2 separate regions of the Homo sapiens genome follow, and region 1 is linked to region 2. The links are chromatin contacts, found by Hi-C or POLR2A ChIA-PET in ENCODE. All regions are on one chromosome and are shown on one strand. The core of a region is the stretch at or near the end of the contact, and the rest is flanking DNA. Distances in the headings are between cores, read along the strand shown. Region 1 has its middle 41 kb from the start of BMP3. Region 2 overlaps CFAP299 (cilia and flagella associated protein 299).

The links. A loop is a pair of places that touch in the nucleus more often than their neighbours do. ChIA-PET counts read pairs that join two places held with the same protein, here RNA polymerase II (POLR2A). Pooled maps may share reads with other maps.
Region 1: a map of naive thymus-derived CD4-positive, alpha-beta T cell shows a loop between it and region 2 (30-fold over the local background). The contact joins two enhancer-like sites. A Hi-C loop is called at or near these places in 8 of 168 maps with a recorded cell type or tissue (CD4-positive, alpha-beta T cell, CD4-positive, alpha-beta memory T cell, CD8-positive, alpha-beta T cell and 3 more) and 11 of 50 pooled maps. POLR2A ChIA-PET finds 5 or more read pairs at or near these places in 1 of 52 experiments (OCI-LY7).

The regions. Positions count from the first base shown.
Region 1 is chr4:80,988,765-80,991,464 of GRCh38, forward strand. No RefSeq gene overlaps it. Among named protein-coding and RNA genes, the nearest start is that of BMP3, 41 kb to the right of the region's middle. Within about 2 kb of position 1,312, at least 2 of the 41 ENCODE cell types and tissues checked have a DNase peak (open chromatin) inside an H3K27ac peak, as active enhancers do.
Region 2 is chr4:80,461,370-80,464,069 of GRCh38, forward strand. All of the region lies in intron 2 of CFAP299 (cilia and flagella associated protein 299), which reads left to right. Among named protein-coding and RNA genes, the nearest start is that of CFAP299, 130 kb to the left of the region's middle. Within about 2 kb of position 1,347, at least 4 of the 41 ENCODE cell types and tissues checked have a DNase peak (open chromatin) inside an H3K27ac peak, as active enhancers do.

The DNA of each region.
Region 1 (2,700 bases), core at 62-2,561, 530 kb after region 2:
GGTGCATAGAGAAATATAGATAAGGTGGTATATAAATGCAGTTAGGTAAACAAAGGAAAATGTCATCAAAGAAACAAACCAAAATATGTCTACTTGGACTCACTTGAGAGGTATTTTAAGAGATTGCTTTGAAATACATGAAAAGTGATACTGCAATGGCACCCTCTCTGTAATGAATGAAATTGCAGAGTGAAGATACATGGGACAATGTTGTACAGAAGTTTGTTTTGTTTTAATGACTTTTCTTAGTGAAATGTAAGTATGTGAACATGACTGAGTTTAGAAAATGTGTTTCTAAAGAATGCATGTTCAGTATGTGTCCTACTGTTTCCATTTATATAGCTTTTCTTATGATAGAATGAAAGCCTCTTACCATGTGAATCCTGGAGGCTGGTTGGCTGACATTCACATGTGGCCTGGGGAAGCTATCTTAAGCATGGAAACTACTTATTTAATAGTTCAAAATACTCAGACATGGATTTACACTACTTCCAATTATCCATAGTTTTATTTTTATATAACAGCTAGACACTACTGAGCATTCTACACTTCGTTTTTCACAATCTGCAACCAGTGTTCTGAAAAAAACCGAACAAACAAACAAACAAACAAAACTAATAGTTCAAAGACAAAAAAAAAATGTAAGAGCAAATTACCACAGCCCCTTACATTTACAATAGACCTTTGTCCAAGACCTGGAGGGATAACCTAGCCTTTTCTAGTAGTATTTCCAGACAGTGAGTCACCTTTTAGCAGAAACTTTTTAAGAGTGTATTTTAAACTATAAATATTTTTGTATTTTATAAAAGGATCTTGTATACTTTATTTTCTTGACAGCACATTTAAAATTTCCCTTTCTTTAGGCAAGGTAGTCTTCAAGTAAAGGCATTTTAGGGAAGCCTATATCTGCTTCTATTTTGTTTATTGACTGATCCAGTCATTCTTTGAACAAATATTTAACAAATATTTATTGAGGAACTGGTATGTACCAGGTAACCCTTCAAGGGTTATTTTATTTTACCCTCATGGCAATACTGTGAAGTGCATATTATTCCCCATTTTTAGAGTAAAAATACTTGGAGAGAAGGCAAACTACGTAAAATTCTACGTAAAGCATATATAGGTCTATCATTTATGTCTTCGCGTAATTACTTTGTTCATCTAAGCACACTGGGCAATATATGTCAAACCTGATTAGAACAGTGTTTCAATGACACCCCCTTCACTGTGGATAGGTACTTTGAGTCACTGTGTCATGGCTGAGGATGCTCAATCAGATTTCTACATTGTACGACTGCCAATGCTGTTAGAACCAGGAAGAAAGAACAGGAATCAGCTTTTTTATGTCCAGACAGTTTGCCACCTAGTGGTCAAGTTTAGCAAAACTTTCTGGAGTCTATTGTTTGTTAAGACAACTTAACTCTCCTTAGATTGTATTTTTCTTAGCTCTAAACAGGGGACCCAGCTTTGCTTAGCTACTTCCAAAGATTAGGGCAGGGCAGATTTTCATCATAAGTTACTAGACAGAGTTTCTAGGGATGGCAAGAAACGTCTTTGGCTCTCTCTTGAGGAAAGGGCAAAAGTGCATGCCTCAATCAAATGTTGATGCCTTTGGGGCAAGGTATAATGCTCTGTATGCAACAAAACCATGCAGGTACAAACTTCAGAGAGACAATGTAAATAGAAGTAGACAGAATTAGAATTTGAAAGCTTATGGAGTCATGACTTATCTGCCTTTTGTTTCTCTGGCTTTTAAAAGGGATATTGGAAAATATTTTACTTTTTGGCACTCTATTTTTTTTTATTTTAAAATGCAAATTTCAGCATTTCTCACCAAGTGACAAATGTAAAGTGTTTTAGAATTTTCAGAGGAATATTGTTTTCCTAGACACTGTTTACCAAAACAGTTTACCTAGACTACAGTTTACCAAAAATTCTGAAATCGAAGTCTGAAGAAGTAGTAGACTTTAATTAAATGACGAAGCAAGAAGGATACCATTTCTAAGTCTTGTGTAGGTATATGATTTTTTCATTTTCTGCTACAACCAGATTCTGCCACTGAAATATTTATAATATTGAGATTTGGGACCAGGGTGAGATTTTGTTTTAGAGTAGGAATGAACTGAACCACTTATTCTCAGACAAAATGCATGCAGTCAAGAACTCCATGACTATCTGTGAGACAGATGGGAACTCCTGATGCATACCAGGCGACTGTTCTTCAGCAAAGAAAACAAAAACCCAGGTGCAGAATGTATTGCAACAGTGCAGATGGGTCTTCAAGGGTGTTCACTGTTTACAAGAAAGAGGAACAGAGCTCTCATCATTGAGTGACCACTCTTCCTGGGGATCTATTTCCCCCAGCTGGCCTCAAGCAGAATATTCCCCCAAAGGCCCAAGCACCAGCTGTCAATGACCTCTGCCCCTTCAAAGAGAGAGACTGGGTGGCCGCTTTCACCCTGTCAAGATGTGCTAATTACTGGAATGCTGAGAATCAGAGCCTGCATCCTACAATGGTATTTCTATAGCTTGTCCACCTCCTACACATCTTTCTCCTCTTGTTCTTAAATCTTTTAAATATACAACAGCTTACATCAATTTCTCTATAGATTGTTGGCATCTTTTCTATCCAGTTATATGTTCTCAGCTCCCATATTTTATATTTTATATTTTATAAAAGGATCTTGTATACTTTATATT
Region 2 (2,700 bases), core at 97-2,596:
ATACTTAGATTTCTTTCAGGGTCTGCTGTCTGGATATGTCAAAGAAATATATTTTGGGCAAAATATATTGGGGTAAAATACTTAGATTTCTTTCAGGGCCTGCTGTCTGTCATGTTGGTATCTTACTGCTAAGGAGTGTTTGGTCAGCCTTAAGGTCTCTGTTTTAGTGTTAATTGCTGGTCATCTGCGCCTGAATTCCCAAGGGAGGAATGTATAATGAGGCATGTCTGAGCACCCATTCCCATTATGGCCTGAACTAGTTTTTCAGGTTTACTTTAGAATGCCCTTGGCTAAGGGAGTGGTCCATTCAGTTGGTTGAGGTGCTTAGAATGTTATTTTTGGTTTACAAACTTTAGGTGGTTTACCAGTTATATTCAGGGATCATCCTGTATTTCATAATGCTTCATTTTCTCATTTTCTTCAATTATTATTTTGCACTTCACTATGAACTTCCTCACTTGGACATATGGATTTGCATCCTATATCACAGAATTAGAAAAGACCTTGAAGTATGAACTTCCTCAAACTCCTGCCCACTTCCCTCCATCTATAAACATGTCTGTGTTCATCATGACCACTTTACCCCAGTTCCATGGAGGAACTCATTCTCCTTCTTCTTGAGGCTTATGACTCCGCTTGGATTCTAATCTCATTTACCAATCTAAATCCTTTGGCCATCCTGGGATTCCCAAAGGGCAGTAACCATGCTAATTTAATCCAACCTTGGATCCCCAACACTTAGTGCAGTACAAGACAAATGGGCATTCAAAACCATAGTCTCAAATGAGAAGATAAATGCGTTTTCTCTCTTGTATTTTCAACATCTTCCTTTTCACTGACACTTTCCCCTTAGTATATAGTCAGTCAATTCTCTTCTTATTAAAAAATAAATGAAGTAAATAAACCTCCCTCTACCTTTATACTCCTCTAGCTCCTGCTGTATTTATCTTCCTTTCATGAGCAACCATTCTGGCGGAGCAGACTATAGTAATCTACTCCTCTACCCACCACAGCTAGACTTATGTCCCCATTGCCCCACTAAGCTGTTCTTGCTAACGTCAACAAAGACTTTGTAGTTAATAAAAAGCTAAACCAGCACTCCTCAGGTCTTTCTCTGACAAATACAATTTTGTTGTCACTCCCCACCTCCACCCCAATATGTTTCTCTGACACAGAGTTTGGGTTTTATCTCCCTATCCCTTCCCCACCCCCATCTATTTGCCTATTAATTGCTAGTCATACTCATTTGCTTTCTTATGTCTTCATAGATTCTAAGTGATCTCATCCCACCCTTGCTTTTCCAATTTACAACAGCTCAAACCTCTGCCCAGCTTCAGATCTGTTTACCAAACCACGTGATCCAGAGATGGGTGATCTGGAGATGCTTCAAATTCAACATGTCCCAAAGGGCCCTCATTAGTCTATTACTCAGCAAAACTTCTTCCTCTTTCTAGTTTTTTTCCTCAATGAATGACAAAGTCCTAATAACAGCATATATAGGAAATTTTAGGGGATTTTTAAAAAAAATCATATTACTTCAGTCTAGAATATTGGAGAATGAGATAGTAAGGGCAGGACAGGAGAAGTTGACCCCTCAAGACAACAGAATCAGGACTAGATGAATACCCAAATGAAACTGAAAGTAGAATGAGAACTATGAACATCGTCTTGTTTTGTAGTTGCAAATATTTGAAAAGAAATTGCCTGCTTCCCCAAAACAGTGATTGGGGCAGAAGAAAACTCTAAAACCTGTTTCTGGGCAACATTCAATCAAATAAAATGATTTTTTTTTTTAATTTTAATGTCTTTTTAACACAAGACTTATTAAAACTTTTATAAAACAAAGGAAACATCAGCCTAAACACTCAAGAAGAGAAATACTTTAAAAATCACCTATAGCAAATGGCTATTTTAAAAAACACTACATGAGAATGAGTCAGTTAAGAATGAATGCTGCAAAATTACACAAAGAAAGAACATATCATCAAAGGATCCTCTGTGAAGAATTTTATGAACAAAAAATGATATTAATGTGATTACATATAAATATTTAGTTGAAATGATCCTAGGTCCTTCTAGTTCTTCATATATTATATGTATTAGTCTGTTTGGGCTGCCGTAACAAAATACTACACAGTCTGGGTAACTTAAATAACAGACTTATTTTTATACAGTTCTGGTGCATAGACGTCCAAGTTCATGGTGCAGTTAGGGTTCGTTTTTGGTGACACCTTCTTCCTGGCTTGTAGATGGCTGCCTTCTTGCTGTGACCTCACATGGTCTCTTCTAAAATTGGTACCAGTCTTATCAGATTCGGGTCCCAACCTTATGACCTTATTTAACCATAATTTCCTCCCTAAAGGCCCTATCTCTAAATAAGGTCACATTGGTGGTTAGAGCTTCAACCTATGAATTTTGGGGCCCACAATTCAGTCCATAACATTATACTAGACAGAGGGGAAGTTCACTGAAGTCATGTTTTCCTATAAGTAAGAAATATTATTACTCCATGTATAACTTCACATGCACAAACGTTCAAGCTCTGCCAACTGGACCCGCTCTTCATTATCCACAAAAGTCTGCAACATTTCATTTCTAAAGTTAAAACTGATTTTAAATAGAAATGCATAAAAGTATCCATATTCAGCCAAAATCATGTTATTTTTGGCTGTCTTTGACTAAATAACAAGAAAACTCATT